2 separate regions of the Homo sapiens genome follow, and region 2 is linked to region 1. A link is a loop called in an ENCODE intact Hi-C map of the cell type or tissue named here. Cell type or tissue: heart left ventricle. All regions are shown on one strand. Links, peaks and the distances in the headings refer to the core of each region. The heading gives the core; the rest is flanking DNA.

Evidence for each region. A loop is a pair of places that touch in the nucleus more often than their neighbours do. Peaks named below come from ENCODE experiments on the same cell type or tissue, not always from the same donor. Only the 100,000 strongest peaks of a DNase experiment are listed, where the experiment ranks them.
Region 2: a loop joins it to region 1, with 11 times the contacts of the local background. A loop is called at or near these places in 90 of 110 quality-filtered maps.

The regions. Positions count from the first base shown.
Region 1 is chr5:55,930,002-55,940,925 of GRCh38, forward strand. It overlaps IL6ST (interleukin 6 cytokine family signal transducer), which reads right to left. Exons shown (of 17, transcript NM_002184.4): 17 at 5,094-10,924. Among named protein-coding and RNA genes, the nearest start is that of IL6ST, 59 kb to the right of the region's middle. In heart left ventricle, for the core only: CTCF peaks have their summits at 6,284 (motif pointing right) and 6,485; a DNase peak (open chromatin) is centred at 6,290.
Region 2 is chr5:56,194,843-56,205,860 of GRCh38, forward strand. All of the region lies in intron 2 of ANKRD55 (ankyrin repeat domain 55), which reads right to left. Among named protein-coding and RNA genes, the nearest start is that of ANKRD55, 33 kb to the right of the region's middle. In heart left ventricle, for the core only: CTCF peaks have their summits at 6,469 (motif pointing left) and 6,680; a DNase peak (open chromatin) is centred at 6,430.

The DNA of each region.
Region 1 (10,924 bases), core at 2,918-10,917:
CACCCTGATGAGAAAAGTGCTCCTGAGTAGTGTCCTGTCTCAGGCTTACCCTCTCTTGTCCATTCCTCAAGTAGGTGTTACAATAATCTCAAAGACAAGAAAGAACTAGAATAGTCCCCATCTCATGGGATGAATGACGGAAAGCCCAGCTCCCCAGCTGGTGACATCATCACCAAGCAGGGCCTGGACTGGGGCAAGTCTAGGGCTCCCAACAGAAGGAGGTGCTCACTTTCGGGGTCACGCAAGGGCACCAAGTACCTCCCATGACTGTGTGCCCTGGGTACCTCTCTTATCTCACCCACTGTGTTTCTTACTCTTCTCTCTGCTACGGGAGGCCCTTTGACATCACCAGATTGTGACCTTTCATTTAGCATGGAATCAGTAGAAAATCTGACACCTGCAGAATTATCTGCACGAAGAAAGCCTCCTTGTTTGGAAATGGGGCTGGCTTACATTCACACATGACTCTATTGGAGAAGACAGAAACCTGTTTGATGTTGCCTTAAATGTAGTAAAAATGTTGTGGTTGGACTGGCACAGTGGCTCACAACTGTAATCTCAGCACTTTGGGAGGCCAAGGCAGGAGCATCACTTGAGGCCAGGATGTTGAGGCTAGCCTGGGCAACATAGTGACACTCCATCCCTACAAAACTTTTTTTAAAAAATTAGCCAGGTCTGGTGGCACACGTCTGTCATCCCAGTTGCTTTGGGGGCTGAGGCAGGAGGATTGCTCCAGCCCATGAATTCGAGGTTGCAGTTACCTAAGAGCGCATAACTGCACTCCAGCCTGGGCCACAGCATGAGATTGTGTTTCAAAAACACGGTGGTGATTAGACGTCTCTTTTGAACCTGCCTCAAGGTCAGAGGTGTATGATTAGGTGCCACCTTGGGCATTCCTTTCTGTCCTGGGAGTAGAAAAAGTGTAAGATTACCTCCCCACGAGCACTTGAGCATGGGTTGTAGATAAATCCATCTGTGTCCCTGCTGGGGCTGATGGAGATATGAGGACTGAGGGGTCCTCCTTGCTTGAAGTCACATCTTTGGCAAAGGGCTGGAAAGAGGGCAGGGAATATCTAGATGTTGCTCAGAGGGGTCAACAAAAATTCTTCCGGCCAGTCCTGAAATACAAGTCTCATTGTAACAATAAGAATTATAGTTTAGTCTGACCCAGAGAACTGAGGCAACATTGATTTGAAAACAGTTTGTGCACACTGCTGGCTCTCCTGGTCACCAGCTCATGCCTGCACGACAAAATTCTACAGAAGATGCTTTTCCTCCAGGAAGGCATCCCGATGAGCACAGCTTTTTGCCCGAACATAAAATGTTTTCTGAAAAATCTTTCCCCAAAAAAGAGGGAGTGCTTTAGTAAAGTACTTACAAAGTTTCTCATATCACAGTTTCTCTCTTCTTATTTATTTATTTATTATTTTTCTGAGACAGATTCTCGCCCTGTCACCCAGGCTGGAGTGCAGTGGCATGACCTTGGCTCACTGCAGCCTCCGCCTCCCGGGTTCAAGTGATTCTCCTGCCTCAGGCACCCAAGTAGCTGGGATTACAGGTGCCGCACCACCACGCCAGGCTAATTCTTGTATTTTTAGTAGAGACGGGGTTTCACCATGTTGGCCAGGCTGGTCTCAAATTCCTGACCTCAAGTGATCTGCCCACTTTGGCCTCCGAAAGTGCTGGGATTACAGGCGTGAGCCTCTGTGCTTGGCCTCTCTTCGTTATTTAAACACAAAAGTTCTGTTTGCGAAAGACCCATTCACTAAAATGACCTCATCCAATGTTAATTTTTAATTTTGAGAATCACACGGAGATCACCAGAAGGAACTGGCATAAAAGGAGACAAGGGATTTAGTCATTATTCCTGGGATATGATCTCAATATTAACTAGGTTAGATTTCAGTGTAAAGTTTTTTAAAGACCATTTTAAAAAGCAAAATGGTAACAGGTTACATTACTGGGATGGGGGGAAAGTCTCTTAAGATAAAAGTGGATACTTAAGGCTTGAATACTGTTTTCCACGACAGCATTGTCTGCTGTCTCTCACACAACTAGATGGAAATGTTAGGAACGAGCTCCCAAAACCTGTGCCTATGATTCACAAAGGGGATCTGGTAATGACGAGGAAGGACCTCAGTGTCCAATTGCAAGTGAAGAGTTGCATGGAACTATCTTCATAAAGTACGAGTGAACAAAATCAATTCTATATTTCTGCATTGTTCCACATCATCTTATTTAAAATATGGATCATAGGCAGACATCTGACTATTTAATCAACATCTGTAAAGCTCACACAGTTAAGCTGTCCAAAAACTTTTCTTGGGATCTTCTCGTTGAGGAATTGGGGGATTGTTTTATACTGGGAGCTGCCTGGTGTTTGGCCAGGGGTTGGTCGTAGCCTGGTTTGTAGGGCCTGAGCCTACTTGCACTTTCTGATGTGTTCTTAAGGCGGAGCCTGATCCTGGTTCACTCCGTCTTCCTCACTAGACAGTAACTTCCCAAAGGGCAGGGCCGTCCTTTTATAACCCACAAACCCAGCGTTTTCTCCTGTGCTGTTGGAAAGTTTGCTGGCCCCTCTTCTCTGGACCTCATTTTCCTCGTCCAGGATGAGGAGTTTGGATAAAATGATTTAATAAGGATCCATCTGACTTTAATTTTCTCTAAATTTTTGCTTTTGGATTGAGTATATATTTTGCTTCAAATGAAAGCTCTTGCCAAGGCACGGTGGTTCAGAGATGTAATCACAGCACTTTGGAAGGCCAAGGATGGAAGATAGCTTGAAGCCAGGCATTTGAGACCAGCCTGGCCAACAAAGTGAGCCCGTGTCTACAAAAAAGAAAAAAGAAAAATTAGCCGGGCATGGCAGTGCTGCCTGTAGTCTGAGCTACTTGAGAGGCTGAGGTGGGAGGATTGCTTGAGCCTGGGCAACAGAGCAAGACTCTCTCTCTCTTGGTTGGGGGAAGCTCTTGCCTGTAGCCAGGGTGGGATGGGAATCAGGAAATGATCCCAGGTTTGAGATGCGAAGGAGGCAGATTCCTGACTGCCTATGGCACTGTGCAACTCTGGATTAGAAGAAACCTGAGACACATTTTAAACATTTTTTAAAATTAAAAATAACTTGTTTATTCACCCACTTACCTGTTCATATAAGCAAGCTCTGCCAAACACCGAGCACTATGCTGGGCCAGGAGAGGACTGAGCTGGGGCCCTCTCTCCAGAGGCCCAGCAGTAGGTGCCAGGATATAGAAGGCCCTTAACTCAGGGGGAAGGAGAGAGAAGAATGGAAGATTTCCCTCAAGAGGGTATCTATTTGAGTTGATTTTTGGTGAACCAGTAAGAATTTCCCAGCTTAACAGGGACTGGGGACTGGAGAACATTCTAGGGGAGGAAATCATGTGCATGGGCTAGGTTAGAAGAAACTCAGTATGTTCTGGAAACTATAAAGTGTGCAGCTGGGGGGTTGGAAAGGTCCAGCGAGGCCCCAAAAGGACAGAAAGCAAATGTGGGGAATGAGGTCAGCACAGCGGGGCAGCAGCAGGCAGCCCCTCTGGGAGTGGCAGGAGATGGAGAGGAGTGGCTGGCGGCACCGTGAAGGTGAGGCAGGCTGGAACGGGTGCTCGCGCTAGGCAGCGGGCCCGGGGAAGTCTGTGGACAGAACCACCTGGGGTAGGACCGTGGTCTGAGCACCCAGGAAAAGCCCCTGCCGGAGATCCTCCTGTCACTAGTTGCCATGGGCTAGATTCCACCATTAGAGGAGTCTTTCTTTGGCCAAAAGAATGAGACTCCAGGGGTCGTGTGAGGGTGCATTCTCAGGAAAGTGGGACACATTGACCTCTTTTGCAGGGGTTGCTCTATAGGGTCAGAGCAAATGTATGTGCTAGTAGGGGTGGGGAGCCAGCCTCGGAGTAAACCTTGAGGGCATAAGGAGAAGTACTGCTCTGGGCTCGAGGCTCAGTTAGGACACTTCAAGGTAGGCAATTGCAGGGGGCTGCTTGAGGGCACAAGGTGCCCCATATTCACAAATAAGGGTGGTGGGGAGGGAGATGAGGGGAAGAGAAACTCAGAAGAGTTTGAAGGGCCTGGGAAGCAGGTGTGCATTCTCCTTAAGCTAGCCTGGGCATGACGTCATCAAGAATTTTGCTTAAGTGGTTGGGTACAATTGGTGTACACATCAAAGAATGCGGACTTTGGATCAGGTTGGAGTTGGAACTCCACTGTTTGTCAACCACATGACCCCGGGCAAGTTATTCAACCTCTTGGAGGCTGCATTTGTAAATGGTGCTGGTATTTACCTCATAAGTTTCTAGGATTTCATAACCCACAGTAAACACTTCATAGATGGCATATATTTGCTCACCTTTGGACACCCTGCTCCGGCATGTGGCCCCCAGCAGGTGATCAGAAAGGTCTGCCGGTTCATTTGAAGAGGAGCGGCCCCTCACCCCCAGCAGCAATGTCTAGTCTCGATTCTGACCGTGGCAGTTAAAAGTTTCTTGGAGGTCCTTTCCTAGGCACTGATGCTGGCTGGGTAGCCCTGGTGTTCGTATGTCTAGATTGAACAACTGGCAAAATCCACACTGACTTTGACCTGAAGAGTGGCTGACTTTTCATTCTCAGAACGCTTATGCAGAATTATGGTTTCTATTGTCAGAATCTCAGTGCCTTTTTATTTAAATATTCCCCTTCATGCCATTCCTTTAAAAGCATTATCCCTCTCATAAAGCTTATAGAGCCTATTTCCAAGAATTTTCTATAAATTCATTTAAAAGCTATCATTAGTCAACAGGCTGCTTCTGACTACAGGCAAGACTGCAGGGAAAACCTTTTCCTACGGGGAAGGGACCCAGATGTATACTTAATAGTTGTGTCTTGGACCTGTTACTAAGTGAAGATTGTTCTAGGAAAGTAGGCCTGGACTGAGGTATTAGATTTCTAATCAACAGGCTGGTCTCATTCAGAGTTTGAACCAGCACTCTGGGGGAGAAACCACTTGTGGCCGTTGAATTACTCTGGCTAGCCTGTCTCAGAAAGACCATCCACAGCCAGGGCTAATGAGACAGTTGAAGAAAGAGAAATACTTTACCTGAGGGTTTTGGTTTTTTTTTGGCTTTTATTTTTGTGTGTGTGGATTACCACCATATAGCTCACCATGTTATCCCAGAAAGACTACAATTTCATACAGAATGCACAGATGTTTAAATAAAAAGCCATTTAAGTGAGGGGATAATTCTCACTAAAAAAAGCTCAAAAATAAGAAATGACAATTCTAGATACACTTTTTTGACATGTAAAATGACATAACCATAGTCACAGGGAATAAAGAATCAGGTTTGAATGTCCACAGGTTTCTAAAACTAAGCTCTGGCTTCGTATCTGTTGAAAATCTTTAGCGGTTGGGGAAAATAGCTATATTTAAAAACAAATATTGAATTTTGAGTTGAAAGGTACATTTTCCTCCCTTGATGGAGACAGAACTTTTCTATGGAGAACCCAAGCAGCCTTTCCATGATCTTACTAAGTTGTCCAAGAGCCAACCCCGATCAGCAGCAACAGGACTCAAGCTGTTCACCCTGCTTTCGAGTTGGCTGAGCTTCCTGCTGCTTTCACACATTCTTCTTTTTCTACCTCAGTTCCTCTTTGCTTGTAGTCTTTCACTCCATTAACTTGCCCAAGCACTGGACTTAAGTATGGAAGAGCCTATACGCAGTTGTAATATATTTCGTATTTTGAAAGTGTAGAAGTTTGTATTAATTTAAAAAGAAAAAGCTTAAATGGAAAGTTAAGCAATCCTGAACAAGAAAACTCTCTCACTGCCTTTGGGCTAGAGAAAGAGTATGCTCTCAAGGAGTTACATAATCTTTTCCAAAGCAGGATGGACTGTATCTATCATACACATTAGGATAAGATGAGCCACCACACCTTAAAGAAATCAGGCTTGAGCCTATACAAGCCATAACCAAATAGAAGATTTTAAACAAAGGAGCACATAGCCCAAAGCTGACATGTTATTTCTATAAACTCTGGTATATATGTGAAGGAGTTACTGTTGGCTGGCTTGTGGGTTTTTTGACTCACTACATTTTTTTAGACAAAATCACAATGTGAAGGCACATTAATAGTTGAGATTTTCTTTTCCTTCCAGGTGGACTTGCTGACTGATTAGTTTCATATACTACTTAGTAACCTCAAGAAGTAGCAGGAGGATGCCATGTATCAATCTTGAACTTCAAGTCTCACTGCAACAAGGATGGAGACTCCAGCAGAGTGCAGGGTGGGCACAGACAGGCCACAAGATGGCGCAGCACCTCCATACTTGGGCTCTTGACAACCAAGTAGGTTTTTTTTTTTTTTTTTTTTTTTAATGTCCACTAGGAGGGAGGATGCTACGATTTCAGACCTCAGCTATTAAATAGTAAATCTGGAAAACTAGTGGATAAATTTGCCATCTCCATTCTATGTTATTAAGACCAAGATAGTGTACTGGTTTTCTTTTAAATCACATTCCATTATGTCATTTAAAATGTCACAAAACCCACACGAAGCATCTCATTTACACTAAGATGCTTATTTAGCTAACACCACTAATGATAAATGCTGTTACAAATATGCATAGTCAGATGATAGTAACCACATACAGAAAAAAAATTTGAACAAGTATTTATTTCTTAAAATTTACTTAAGGGATTAGAGCTAATATATAATAGAACATTTAATATAACATTTGGAGTTATGTCAACATAAAAATAGCTGTGGTTACAATTAGCACATGCAATTCACTGCAAAGGTAAAAATACATGCTATACTCTAGACAAGCCTTCCAAATGAAGTTAGAGTAGATGGGGTAAAACAGCAAGTGAACATGAAAGGATTGCACTTAGAAGAAAGTGGGACATAGCTAGGATATAAAAGAAACATACCTAATGCTAGTCAGTCACTGCATTGTCCTACTAGCAAATTGCACATTTATTTTTAGAGTATATTCAATACACATACATATTGAGACTAGAGAATTTTCAAATATCTACCTTTGAAATATCCCTTTGTTTCTAACACATCACATTATGGTATTAATGTAACAGCACTTAAAACCTGTAGTTATCATTCAAAGCTTGTGTTCAAGAGATAAAAGAACATCATTCAGACAAAGCCTGTGTTCAAGAAATAAAAAAAACATCTATCACTATCGGCCTTAAATGCATCTCATCACACGACCCATCAACTTTAATGAAATGGGTAATGAAGTTAAACTAACCAGTTTGTACAAACTATTGACTGAGAAAAAGCCCTTAAAAATTTAGGAACAAATGAGCAACAGAAGAGCTCACCCTGAGCTGCCACCTTTTAATTTTTAATGCAATGTATATGAGAATATCATGCTAATGCACATACTAGTAGCATGTATGATGGAAAAAAATAGGTTAATGCAAAAGATAATACGCTTGGCTTTGTAAAGTTTTGTTTTGACTTACATCATCTGAATTCTGTTTATCGAGTCTGAAAAGGAACTGCTGCCAAGGACCAGTCCAAAGAAGAATTAGGCTGTAAGACTGCTAGTTCATACCTTCTTTGAAATCAATGACAATGTCCAATTTTAGGCTAATCCTAAAACACTTGCCATTTTATGACTCCATATTCTTTTAATTTACAGAAAAGTACAAATTTTTTAGAAAGTAATCTTATCAGCACAATATAATCTAACAATACCTGTAATAGAAAGCTATCCCAGTAAATTTTTTTTGAACAATTGAACTTTTGTCTTATGCAGCTTATAACTTTGTTATTTTATTCATCTCAACAAAATAAAACTTTATTGAAACAAAAGTGTATGGTTTAGGAATATGCTCTTAATAACAACTGAGCAAAATTAGAATGATGTGGACTATAACAGAATGAAGGAAGATCTCTCCTGCTTGATGTACTTGGTCAATATATGTTAGTAAACAGAAATATTTTAGGGAATTCTATGATTATTCTACTTCTACATTTACATGTCATGGTTTTAACTAGTTAAATGGGTAGAAAAAAGACATCTTTAATAATTGATTTCTATTTCTCAAACTAGATGCTCTACTTTAAATATGAGCTTTAATGAATGTTTTGTAACATTTTAAAGTTGTAACATTTCTAAGTATACTCCACTAACTTCACAATAAGAGCTAGGGTCACTGGATGACTTCATGTGGTAAAATCCCTTATCAAGGAATAAGGCTGAAATTTAAATGAACAATTAGGTAGAGAAGAGGTATGAACACAGAACATGTGAATGAAATTTGCTTTTTTTCCTTGCTGCTGTTCCCGAGTGCCGACTGATCCATAGTAAAAAAGGACAAGATTAAAATTTTAGGTTTTAATGGTACAAAGTGTGAAGTTTTATAGTTTTCTAATAATTATTCAGTATTATCCCTTTCAGAGATGAGGGTAGGATACCACAGACATCAGTAACTGACAAGTTATAATATCAACACATGTAACATTTGGGTCATTATTTTATAACCCTAAAGGGAGCAACTGCAGGTGCAGAAGCAGTGAGTGAACTAGTTTTGTCCAGACAAGGTTTTCTGATGTGCTATTACTTTAAACACCACTTTTGGACACTAAAGATTTAAAGTGATAAAGCCACTAACTAACTTTATTAGACTAGTTTTTACATAAATAACCAGATTTCTTTGCCTACCTAAAGTACAATTTACATGCATCAACACATAGATTATTCTAAGACATGCTTGGGAAAGTAATTTTGAATGTAAAAAGTTTTATAATTTATTTTCTCCTTAGGGCAGGTGTACATTACATATTAGTGCTCAAATATATGTTCATTTCCAGAATGAATTTTTGCACAGTAATCATATATCCATTTAATATGTATAAAGTGTTCTTGGGGATGGGGGTATATTCACTCACTGTACCATGTTTTATACAGGCTTCAACATGCAAATTTGTTTATATCATGGCCTTCAATGATCCTCCATTCTCATTCCTGTAGATTAAGAGTTCATATTGTATATCTGACCCTGAAATGTACAAACTTCACACTACAACATTCTTCATGACACTATTTGTTATGAGGAAAGTTGCAGCTAAATATTAGTCATGTGACTTAAATTTTGAGAAAATGGAAAATGTAATAGGTATAAATTTCCTGACACATACAGCAAGACAAATCCAGCCCAGCCTTTGATGATCAACTTAAAAGCTGGAGATGTCATTATCTTGTTGTGTAAATTTGGGTCTATCCCTACCTTTACTTCTCTGTGCCTGATTTTCCTCATCTACTTTGAATTCGTCATTCTATTAATCTACTTTTGCCTAAAGTGGGAAACTGAATATATCAGAATGAAACATCTATTTTTTTCATAAAGAAGATCATATAATATGTGAAAGAACTTTGAAAGGATGAGGCATTATATAAATGCAAGAATATAAAAGATAAACAGGAAGTCTAATGTGAACAATATTCTGAGAGTAAAAAGTGTAATTATATTTCCATTGTAAATGTATACCAAGTTTTCTTAGCTTTCTATTCTCCAATAACCTCTAGAAACTATTCTAAGCATGCCTGGTTTCTGTAACTTAAATATGGCATAAAAACCTGTTTCCTTTGAATTCACTTGATAGCAGTAGTCAATCACTAATAACGCTTGCTAATTTCCTCTTACTTTCTAAGAAAACCCCTATATTTAGCATCTGCTTCCATATCGCACGTGGTGGTTAGGGGACAGCATAAGTACACTAGCGGCTTTAGCACTAAACTCGAGGCCTGGGTCACTTCTCCCTTGAAGAAAAAAGGTTTTAAAAATTCCTAAATCACAATGTAGAACTAAGTTCCACCCTACCTCAGAACTGCAGACATTAAAATACCATCTCTTTATTAAGTGTCTCTACAATAATGATATTTGCTAAGAACAAGATGTACATTTTTTGGGGTTCTGTTTTGTTTTGGCAAATATTGCCCAAGTTGTCTTAGTGTGCCTCAAACATTTACTAAAAATAAAAAAATTTAAATCTTTGCCTACTTATTTAAAAATAAAAAAAATACTCAAAACAAATTTAAGCTGAAGATATATACTGTATAAAGTGTTCATCTACCCAGTACTCTGAAGTCTTAAGAAAAGTCAATGATATGTGTGTGTATATATATATATATATATACACACATTAGCAATTTAAGCCTTTTAACATGCCAATTTTTTAGATGCTTTATTGGTTTTTTTTCCCCTTTACTACTACTTCCTGTTTTCCCCTTTACTACTACAATTTAAGCCTTTAAAAATGGCAATTTTTTAGATGCTTGAGATAGTTTGGGGGATCCCTAGCTCTTATCATGGCACTCTGTTGAGTTTGTGAAATGCATCTTCAAAGAGGTTGTCAATAATATGCAAATTTTTGAAAACTAGTGAGATTACTAATTATTGATGAATAAAAAATGAGTACTTTTAATCTGCCAAGTTAAAGCTCTAGAATTCCTTTTCTCCAGTAATAACTCGCAGCATCACTACCAATGGAAGGGACCTAAGGAATACCGTGTACACTGATATACACGAAGCTGCTCCTCATTTTTTTGTCAGATTACAAAAGCTGGGCTCATGTAGTTATGGCCTATGGACCTCTTTTTAAGTTATTTTAGCAGAAGTAGATGATGGTCTACACCTTGCTCCTCTTTTATATTAACTGTCCCTAAGCCACTCTGATGACTATTCTAATCAAAATCAGTATAGCTGTGCTCACTAAGCATATCACTGCTTATTATTCAAATACCTTCTGTTTTCTATGTAGCAAAACAAAAAGTTTTATAAATTTCAGATAAGCTTTCTGTTTTTCTTCAGTGCAAACATCCTGAAACAGCACAAAATCATTCAGCTAGTCTGAGGATAAAGTCAGTTTATGTAGTGCTTAAAGTAGAATCCCAGATATTCTGGAATGG
Region 2 (11,018 bases), core at 2,025-10,024, 260 kb after region 1:
TTTAAATTGATTATTTTAAACTCTTTCTAACTACATAGTTATGATTTCTTTCATTCTCATCCTGTTGAGAGATGAGAACGTGTTTGTGCCTTTCATAACTTGTTTAAAGCAGAGTTTTAGAATTCATTTTTAGGATCTAAGGTGGCTATTAGTTACACTGGCAAGATTATTTTGAATGCAAGATTTTGACAAGAATTAATTAAAAACAATAGAAAATGCAGAGTGCTTAAATGTGATATATTGAAAGAGTAGATACTTAACTTATAAATAGCAATCTGAAGGTTGATGCTGACTTACTATTTTGGGATAATTGTCTTGCCAATGGATAATTCTAACAACGCAGAATACCTATTCAAGGCTGTCATCAAAAACATTCACAAATGTTTCATTCTATTTTTAGTGACTCTGTTTAAAGACTTTCTGAAAGGAAAGAACATTTTTATTTTTATTATCTTTAGCAATACTGAGTGTGTCATAACAGAATATTTTACAGACTTTCTATGAGATTATCTTTAGTGGCACAAAAGATTTACATTTCCCTTATGTTTATCATTATGCCAATTTTACATGGCTGTCATGCCACTTACTCTGCTGTTTAGCTAAACAATTTCTTTTTTTGGAGACAGAGTCTCACTCTGTCCCCCAGGCTGGAGTGCAGTGTCGCGATCTCGGCTCACTGCAACTTCTGCCTCCCAGGTTCAAGCGATTCTCCTGCCTCAGCCTCCCGAGTAGCTGGGATTACAGGCGTGTGCCACCATGCCCAGCCAATTTTTGTATTTTTAGTAGAGATGGGGTTTTGCCATGTTGGCCAGGCTGGTCTTGAACTCCTGACCTCAGGTGATCTACCCATCTCCGCCTCCCAAAGTGCTGGGATTACAGGTATGAGCCACAGCGCCTGGCTAGCTAAATAATTTCTATTTATTGTGCCAAAACATGTCAAAATCATGACTCTTTGAATGGTTTATTTGAGAGGATGTTCATTTCATTGGCTAACCATGGATTACTCTGCCCACATAGTGAAAACATGCACCAATTTTTACCTATTATCATGGTAGTATCATCTGCCAAAATTTCAAGGCATTCATTTTATTCTTTGAACAACTCTTTACCATAGTGTGGACATGAATTTTCATATGTGTTACTTGACTAGAAGTATAAATGGTTTACTATAAATATCCAAAAACCTTAAGATTTGCTCATAGGAAATGAATGTTGTCATGAATCCTGGGCTCTAGAGTCAGACTTGCTTGGGTTTAAATTCTTGCTCCAACACTTACTGTTTTTGTAACCTTGAGCAATTTTATTTAATATTTCCGTGTCTCAATTTTCTCATCTGTAAATTAGGGATGATAATACTACCTACCTCACAGGATTTTTGTGAGGATTAAATAAATGTAAGGTTCTTAGAACACTGTCTGTCCCAGAATAAGGGAGCAATAAATAGAAGATTGTATTATTATTCTATTACCTTGGAGTGTAGCTATTGCATTTAAGTGAATAAAAAATTTGCTTTGACCAGATACTGAAGGAAATATTTCATACATTTCTTAATAAGTAATAGCTAGTATTTATCGAGTGCCTACTGTGTGCTAACTATTGTGCTTAGATAATCTGTGTATAATAGTGTTAATGCTCAAAATTTGGGTGTTATTCCCATGTTATAGATAAGGAAACTGAGGCCTGGAGAATTAAAGTAACTTTGCCACTTTCACAAGGCTAGTAAGTAACAGAGGCAGGATTTATATTCAAACCGTGTGTGTTCATTTGAACTGTATCAGGCTTGGAGTTAGTCATTTAGCATTATTTCCATTTTTATTTATATGATATATGACATCTGATACATTGGCCAGTAATACCCAAATTAACCCAGCCAAGTTATCATAGTGATTCTTAAACTGTGGTTAGCATACTTGCCTAGGATGTTGTTAAAATGCTGATCTGCAGACCCCAGTCTCAGAAATTCTAACTTAAGCATGGGGCCCAAGAGTATATGCATTCTTACCAAATACCCTAGGACAGTGATTGTCAAAAGTGTGGTCCCAACAAACAGCATCAACATCACCTGGGAACCTGTTGGAAATGCAACCTCTCTCAGGGCCCCATCTCAGATCTACTAAATCAGATACTCTAGGAGCAGGGGCAGGGGCCAGCAGTTGTGTTTAAGCAAACTCTGCAGGTGTCTTTGTTATCCTAGTTTGAGAACCACTGCCAATACCTACATGATTTTGGTGCAAATAGTGTTTGAAGCACACTGAAGATTACTGCCCCATTATTAAGACATTTTTCAAAAAGCATGTTTTAAATCAGTGTAGTCCAGGATCACATAATATTAAATATAAAATAAAGATAATTTAAAGGGTCATTGGATCCTTCATTTTGGCCAAATTTGTAGCTTCTCCAAAGTGACTAATATCAGGGTCCACGATAAAATCTGTAATTCTCCAAGTTTAGTAATTTTATATTGAGGCAGGAAGGGTTCATTAAGTACTAATAAGTACAAAATTTATTAAAAGCATACATAAAATCAGTGTCATCAAAAAGGTCTACAATTGTTAGTAAAAACAATTTAAATTGAAGTAGTAAATGCTATTTTATAACATACAGAGCACTTTTCTGCCAATTCATTCTGTTTTGTGTGACCTAATAAAGCAAAAACAAAAACAATTCTCCAAGTATTTCATAGAGCACATAAAACCAGATTTCATGATGATGATGTATTCACTATCTTTTAGATTAAGATCTTCGTTATTTAGATAAATTATTTTAGTATGGTTTTAAAACATAAGGCTTTTGATGTCTTATGTTCTCTAATGATGGTATGCTTATATTTTCTAGTGGAAAGTTCATAGATAAAGCCAATTTTTGTCGCAGTTTGTTTTCAAATATCATAAATTTCAGAGGAGTTTTTCTTACTGTAATGAGATACGAAAATAAACCACTGATCGGCTTTTAATATTATTTGAATATGGAATTGGATTTGAGCATTAAATTTGCTAACTGGTTATTTTCACAATTGTTTTCTTGAGTATTAATTTTTCACTTCTTTGAGACTGTCAAACCATAGTTATTAGCAGGCTGATGCACTTTTGTACTTGAAAGAATCCCTTGATTGATTAAATTATATCTAGCATTTTATTCTCCATTTGTTTTCAGTTCATTAGACTATTATTCTTTGACAGTTTCTGCTTTGTATTTATTGCCCTTCTTTATTTGTTTTATTACTAATTCCCATTTTCTAGTTACTCTTAAATGCTGCCTTCAAAGGGTTAATTTGGCTGTTAATAGTGACTAAAATTTTTATTACTTAATTGAAAATTTTAAACCTACGAACTGGGTTTCCCTATGAGATTGAAAGTAAAAGTCTAAGAATAATGCCTGCTGGCTCTCAAGATAGTTGCCCTACTTAAAAATCTAGAATTTTAAATTAATTCTGCATCTACAATTATTATTATTACTGTTTTTTTTTCTTTTTTTGAGACGGAGTTTCGCTCTTGTTACCCAGGCGTGATCTTGGCTCACCGCAACCTCTGCCTCCTGGGTTCAAGCAATTCTCCTTCCTCAGCCTCCCGAGTAGCTGGGGTTACAGGCATGCACCACCACGCCCAGCTCATTTTGTAGTTTTAGTAGAGACGGGGTTTCACCATGTTGGTCAGGCTGGTCTTGAACTCCCAACCTCAGGTGATCCGCCTGCCTCAGCCTCCCAAAGTGCTGGGATTATAGGCGTGAGCCACCGCGCCTAGCCACATCTACAATTATTAAAGGAAGTAAAGTTATTTGGATTCTTCCACTCACCCTTTTCTCAAAAACAAAAAAAACCAAAACCCATTTGCTTTGTTTTTCTTCTTTATAGTAGGCCTGACAGAAACATACTGAAGCAATCTGGGAGACAACCTGTGATAGATCCTATGCTAAATGTTAATGTTACCTCTGTTGATTTAAAAACACGTGTTTAGGGGCTGGGCAGCGGTGGCTCACACCTGTAATCCCAGCACTTTGGGAGGCCGAGGCAGGCGGATCACGAGGTCAGGAGATCAAGACCAACCTGGCTAACATGGTGAAACCCCGTCTCTACTAAAAATACAAAAAATTTAGCCGGGCGTGGTGGCGGGCGCCTGTAGTCCCAGCTACTCAGGAGGCTGAGGCAGGAGAATGGTGTGAAGCCGGGTGGCAGAGCTTGCAGTGAGCCGAGATCGCGCCACTGCACTCCAGCCTGGACGACAGAGTGAGACTCTGTCTCAAAACAAACAAACAAACAAACAAACCCAAAAAAACCCAAACACGTGTTTATATCTAAGAGTTGAAATAAAAACTTTAACAAAGGGTGGAATAAGGAATTTTACAAATTCTCTTTAGAGAAACCAGCTCTAAAGTTTTAGGGTTGAATTGTGCTCTATTTCAATTCCCTTACCTCTCTAGTTTTCAGTTTATATTAGTTAAATTTTAATAACTTTGCAGGGCCCGGCAAATTAATAACCTACATGAAGTATTTTATCAGAGGGAAACTAATCTTACTGCTGAGCAGTGTGTTGTACTACATAGTGAATGTTTGTGTTTTGGAATCTAACAATTATTTAAGGTAATGGTGTTATGAATGGTTTAAAAATGTCTGGTGACTTGCTTATTTTAAGTGATCACCATTAAGTCAGAAAAATGTATTTTTAAATGTTTCTTAAAGTGGCTTTTGAACATTTTTAAACAGTTGATTTAAATAATGCATAAGATAAATTACCATGTTCAAAGTTAAAAAAAAAAAAAAACTTGGGTGTGGCTTGGTTTGGTGGCTCACGCCTGTAATCCCAGCACTTTGGGAGGCCGAGGTGGGCGGATCACAAGGTCAGGAGATCGAGACCATCCTGGCTAACACGGTGAAACCCTGTCTCTACTAAAAGTACAAAAAAATTAGCTGGGCGTGGTGGCGGGCGCCTGTAGTCCCAGCTACTTGGGAGGCTGAGGCAGGAGAATGGCATGAACCCGGGTGGTGGAGCTTGCAGTGAGCCGAGATCGCACCACTACACTCCAGCCTGGGTGACAGAGTGAGACTCTGTCTCAAAAAAAAAAAAAAGAGGCCGAGGTGAGAGGATCACTTGAGACCAGTAGTTGGAGACCAGCCTGAGCAACACAGCATCTCTACAATTGTGTTTTAATTGTAATATGTATATATATGAAATGTGTAAAAGTCCGTAAAAGCCTGGAAGAACGTGCATCAAAAAGTCTATAGAGATAATCTCTTGGATATTCTTCAGAACTTTCTATATTTTTCAAATTCTCTATAATGAATTTATGTTCTTTTATACCTGTCAGAATAAACCAAATTCAGGCTTACTAGCTTTAATAAACTAATACTAAGGGGGTACACAGAGCCTAGCATATCTATAACTAAGAAAGCAAGTCCTTGCTGTTTGATAACATCCTAAAAAAGAAAAAAGTATGTATTTTGCTAATTCTGACCTTTATAAATACTCTAGTAGGTTTTTTTTTAAAAAAGACATAGGTATGTATTTTAATTTTTATTAATTTTTACCTAAAAATTGGAAGAATAGACAGCCTTAAGATCATTTCTTTCCTTCATTTTTCATGGTCAAAAAACCTAACTGATTTCTGGATGTATCATAAATTATCCAATGTCAAGGGCTTAGCATTAATACTGGTATGTCAGACACGTAATAGGCTATTAAAAATGTTTTAGATTAGAGGACCTTCCTTAGAGTATCTCAAGTTTTACAAAAAGTTCCTTTTTTAGAGCTTCATATGGTGGCTCTGTCCTTGGGTTATTATGGAGCTCTTTGGGAAAGCCCTTGACTGCATCGGTTACTGGGCCCATTTTGTTGAAATTACCCAGAAGTTAGCTTGACATTTGTTCTGCCTAAGCTGTGACCCTTTTGCAAAAGGGCCAGGTCAGTGGAAGGGCACATTGGGTATTGCAATTTCAAGAGCTCAGACCAGGGTAATTTGGGGAGGCTTTCTTTGGTTTATTCTATTCTGAGGATTCTTGGGTGACTAAACACATCCTAGGGTCACCAATGATGTCTGGATTCATTTTGGACAACCACAGAGGACTCTGAAGCTCTTTCTTAGATTGTTCCTTGAAATAGAATTGATTGCCTCTGAAGAACTCATTCATCCATTTACTCATCTACCATATGCTAGTAAAATTGTAGTTACAAAGGCTACAGAGTTTCTGTCCCTAAGAAAGACATGCCCTAGTGGGAAGACAAATGTCTTATTTATGATTGAGACATACTGGAGATATTATGGCAGGACGGGAAGAATCACTTCAATGAACAGTTTCCTGGGCATTCCTCTAATTCCCTCTCTCCCCCTGCGGGATTATCCTGAATGCTTTGAAGAAACTGCATTCTTAGGGGTACCCAGAATGACCTATCCACAAAGTGGCGTCTTTCCACCTTTAAGGAGCATGCCAGGCCTTACACTGCACCACGATGGCTTCATGGGACAACATTGCCACCCACTGGTAATAAAGAGTCTCTGTGGACCTTCACCTGGGCCCTGAGTCAATCTGGAACTCTTTGGCCATGCAAGAACAAGTTAAAGGTCATTGATACAGCTGGCTGGCATTGAAACAAAATTAGTCTCATGTGACTTTTTTCAAATATATCAGGTGACACAAAGCATACATATAGAAAAATGGTAAGAGCACAAGCTCTGGGGCCTCACCTCTAGAGTCTGATTCTGGCACTGCCACTTACCTGCTAGCTATGTGACCTTAGGCAAGTTGCTTAACATCTCTATGTCCGTTCTTCACTTGCCAAATGGATAAGAATAGTGCCTCCCCCTTAGGGCTGTTCTGAGAGCTAAATGAATTAATTCATATGAAGTGCTTAAAGCAGTGCCTGGCCCAGAGTAAATATTCAAAGTGTGTTAATTAGTGGGGTGATTCCTCAAAGACCAAGAGGCAGAAATACCATTTGACCCAGCAATCCCATTACTAGGTATATACCCCAAGGAATATAAATCATTCTATTATAAAGATACTTGCATGCATATCACAATAGCAGCACTATTCACTGTTAGCAAAAACATGGAATCAACCTAAATGCCCATCAGTGATAAACTGGATAGAGAAAATGTGATACATATGCACCATGGAATACTATGCAGCAATAAAAAAGAACGAGGTCATGTCCTTTGCAGGGACATGGATGGAGTTGGAAGCCATTATCCTCAGCAAACTAATGCAGGAACAGAAAACCAAACACCACGTGTTCTCACTGATAAGTGGGAACTGAATGATGAGAACACATGGACACATGGAGAGGAACAACACACACTGGAGCCTGTCAGAGGGGGTGGTGTGGGGAGAGGGGGAGCATCAGGAAGAAGAGCTAATAGATGCCGAGCTTAATATTTAGGTGATGGGATTATCTGTGCAGCAAACAACCATGGCACACATTTACCTATGTAACAAACCTGCACATCCTACACATGTACCCTTGAACTTAAAATGAAAGTTAAAGAAAAAAAAAAACAAAGTGTGCCTGTTGTTATTATTATCCAAATTACTACTTTGACATTGATAGGCACTTGTGTCTCCTTGCTCTTAAACGAGACCCTTTGCCTTGTGCAGCAGGCTGTAGTAATTTTGTGAGCAGAAACATTTTTACCATTTCTCATGTCTTCTCCAGTCCCTCAGGGTGTATTTCCTGAGATGATAAGAGTGTTTTAGAAAGTGTCAGTCATATGAGAAGAAGAGAGTTTCTTTCTAACATTTTAAAGGGAAAAATAGCTCCGAACTTTCCACATGTACCAGTTGAGGGAACAAACATGCAAAGTGACCTTCATACCGTGGGAGTGGAAAAGAAGAGATTTCATTCTGTGGGGAGGAAGTCTTGCAACAATATTATCTCAAGAGTAAATATCTGACTGCAATCAGATCTTTCTTCCTAACCAAATTTGTGATGCAACACATGTTGTGTTTCTTTGAATGTTAGCATCTCTGTGCTCTTGCGGGGGTAGGTTTTCTGAGCTGTGAATGGCATTTCATGTTGAGCATCTCTCCTGCATGAAGAGGACCTGGGGAATGGAATTTTCTGTTTTAAGGAGTGTTTCTGTGTTGAAATTCAGTAAAGATGCCTCTTAGAATGCACTTTAATAGAATGCATCTTTATTTTAATAATATTAATTCTTAAAAATATCTTAATCTTTATGTATGGGGCCTTTAGGATGGAGGCAATATACACATTTACTGATTAATTTAGTACACATGTTCTGCTCAGATGGGCTTTCTCACCCACTGGGGTTTTGTGGAAACTTTTCTGATGTTAAAATATTATGTCAAGAAATACTTTGGTAATTAGGCAGTGATATGGTCTGGCTCTGTGTTCCCACCCAAATCTCATCTTGAATTGTAATCCGAATTGTAATCCCTACATGTTGGCGGAGGGACCTCGTGGGAGGTGATTAGATCATAGGGGTGGTTCCCCCATGCTGCTGTTCTCATAATAGTGAGTTCTCATGAGATCTGATGGTTTTTTTAAAATTTAATTTAATTTTATTATTATTATACTTTAAGTTTTAGGGTACATGTGCACAACATGCAGGTTAGTTACATATGTATACATGTGCCATGTTGTTGTGCTGCACCCATTAACTTGTCATTTAGCATTAGGTATATCTCCTAATGCTATCCCTCCCCACAACAGTCCCCGGTGTGTGATGTTCCCCTTCCCCTGTGTCCATGTGTTCTCATTGTTCAATTCCCACCTATGAGTGAGAACATGCGGTGTTTGGTTTTTTGTCCTTTCGATAGTTTGCTGAGAATGATGGTTTCCAGCTTCATCCATGTCCCTACAAAGGACATGAACTCATCATTTTTTATGGCTGCATAGTATTCCATGGTGTATATGTGCCACATTTTCTTAATCCAGTCTATTATTGTTGGACCTTTGGGTTGGTTCCAAGTCTTTGCTATTGTGAATACTGTCACAATGAACATATGTGTGCATGTGTCTTTATAGCAGCATGATTTATAGTCCTTTGGGTATATACCCAGTAATGGGATGGCTGGGTCAAATGGTATTTCTAGTTCTAGATCCCTGAGGAATCGCCACACTGACTTCCACAATGGTTGAACTAGTTTACAGTCCCACCAACAGTGTAAAAGTGTTCCTATTTCTCCACATCCTCTCCAGCACCTGTTGTGTTTTTTTAATGATTGCTGTTCTAACTGGTGTGAGATGGTATCTCATTGTGGTTTTGATTTGCATTTCTCTGATGGCCAGTGATGATGAGCATTTTTTCATGTTTTTTGACTGCATAAATGTCTTCTTTTGAGAAGTGTCTGTTCATATCTTTTGCCCACTTTTTGGTGGGGTTGCTTTTTTCTTGTAAATTTGTTTGAGTTCATTGTAGATTCTGGATATTAGCCCTTTGTCAGATGAGTAGATTGCAAAAATTTTCTCCCATTTTGTAGGTTGCCTGTTCACTCTGATGGTAGTTTCTTTTGCTGTGCAGAAGTTCTTTAGTTTAATTAGATCCCATTTGTCAATTTTGGCTTTTGTTGCCATAGCTTTTGGTGTTTTAGACATGAAGTCCTTGCCCATGCCTATGTCCTGAATGGTATCGCCTAGGTTTTCTTCTAGGGTTTTCATAGTTTTAAGTCTAACATATAATTCTTTAATCCATCTTGAATTAATTTTTGTATAAGGTGTAAGGAAGGTTTTATAAGGGGATTTTCCCCCTTTGCTTGGCACTTCTCCTTCCTGCTGCCATGTGAAGAAGGATGCATTTGCTGCTTCTTCTGCCATGATTGTAAGTTTCCTGAGGCCTCCCCGACACTGCAGACCTGTGAGTCAATTAAACCTCTTTCCTTTATAAATTACCCAGTCTTGGGTAGTTTTTTTGTAGCAGCATGAGAATGGACTAATACAGGTAGGTAGAAATCTTTAATTTTATGAAGGATTATGCTAGCCTTGCTGGCTTTTGGAAATTGAAAAGTAAGTTAAGTGTTGTTATGAAACCATCCTTCCTCCAATCTTCCTTACTTTCTTCTGAATCAAATACATGACTCCACCTACCTCTCACTTTCCAGGAATGGCAGGTGTTGGAGTCAGGCATTTGCCATTTTAACTGCCAACTCTGGAAAATGAGGAATTGGTTTGTTTAGTCTGGAGCAGAGCAGAATGTTCATGTTCAGTTGAACATGATAGCTGTTTTCAATTTTGAAAAAGCTGGAAGAGAGTTTAGACTTGTTTTCTTTTCTTTCTTTTTTTTTCTTTTGAGACAGAGTCTCACTCTGTTGCCCAGGATGGAGTGCATTGGCATGATCTTGGCTCACTGCAAGCTCCGCTTCCTGGGTCCGAACCATTCTCCTGCCTCAGCCTCCTGAGTAGTTGGGATTACAGGTGCCTGCCACCATGCCCAGCTAATTTTTGTATTTTTAGTAGAGATGGGGTTTCACCATATTGGTCAGGCTGGTCTTGAACTCTTGACCTCAAGTGATCCACCTGCCTCAGCCTCCCAAAGTGCTAGGATTATAGGTGTGAGCCACTGCACCTGGGCTAGACTTGTTTTCTGTAAATCCACAGGGAAGAACTAGTTCTGGTGGGTAGAAGTTGGAATTAATAAGACTTTTGAATGACTAGAGCTGTTCAGATACAGAGGCAATTACCTCACAAGCTAGTGCGCTCCTTATCACTATCTGTGTTTAAGCAGGTTCTGACCAAACCCATCTTGGCAGTGTTCTTGAGGAGACAGCTGTATTGAGTAGAAGGTTGATCTCTAAGTTTCCTTTCATGATTGATATTCTGCATGTCTAGCTAGCATCTGTGGAGAACCAAACAGTGAATCTTGGGCTGGGGGAGATTTGGAGAAGGGGGTCTTCCTTGGATCTTTTAAAAGGCACCCTCCTTGTGGCCCTCTACTGTGCCCACTTATAAAACTGCCCCTAGTGCCTTGGTCTCCTGAAAATAGTTTAAGAAAACAAGTGTAATTTGGGTGGCTGGCTCAAATGTCAGAGACTGAACAAGTCTATTGCCCTGCAGTCCCTGAGCTTTGAGTTA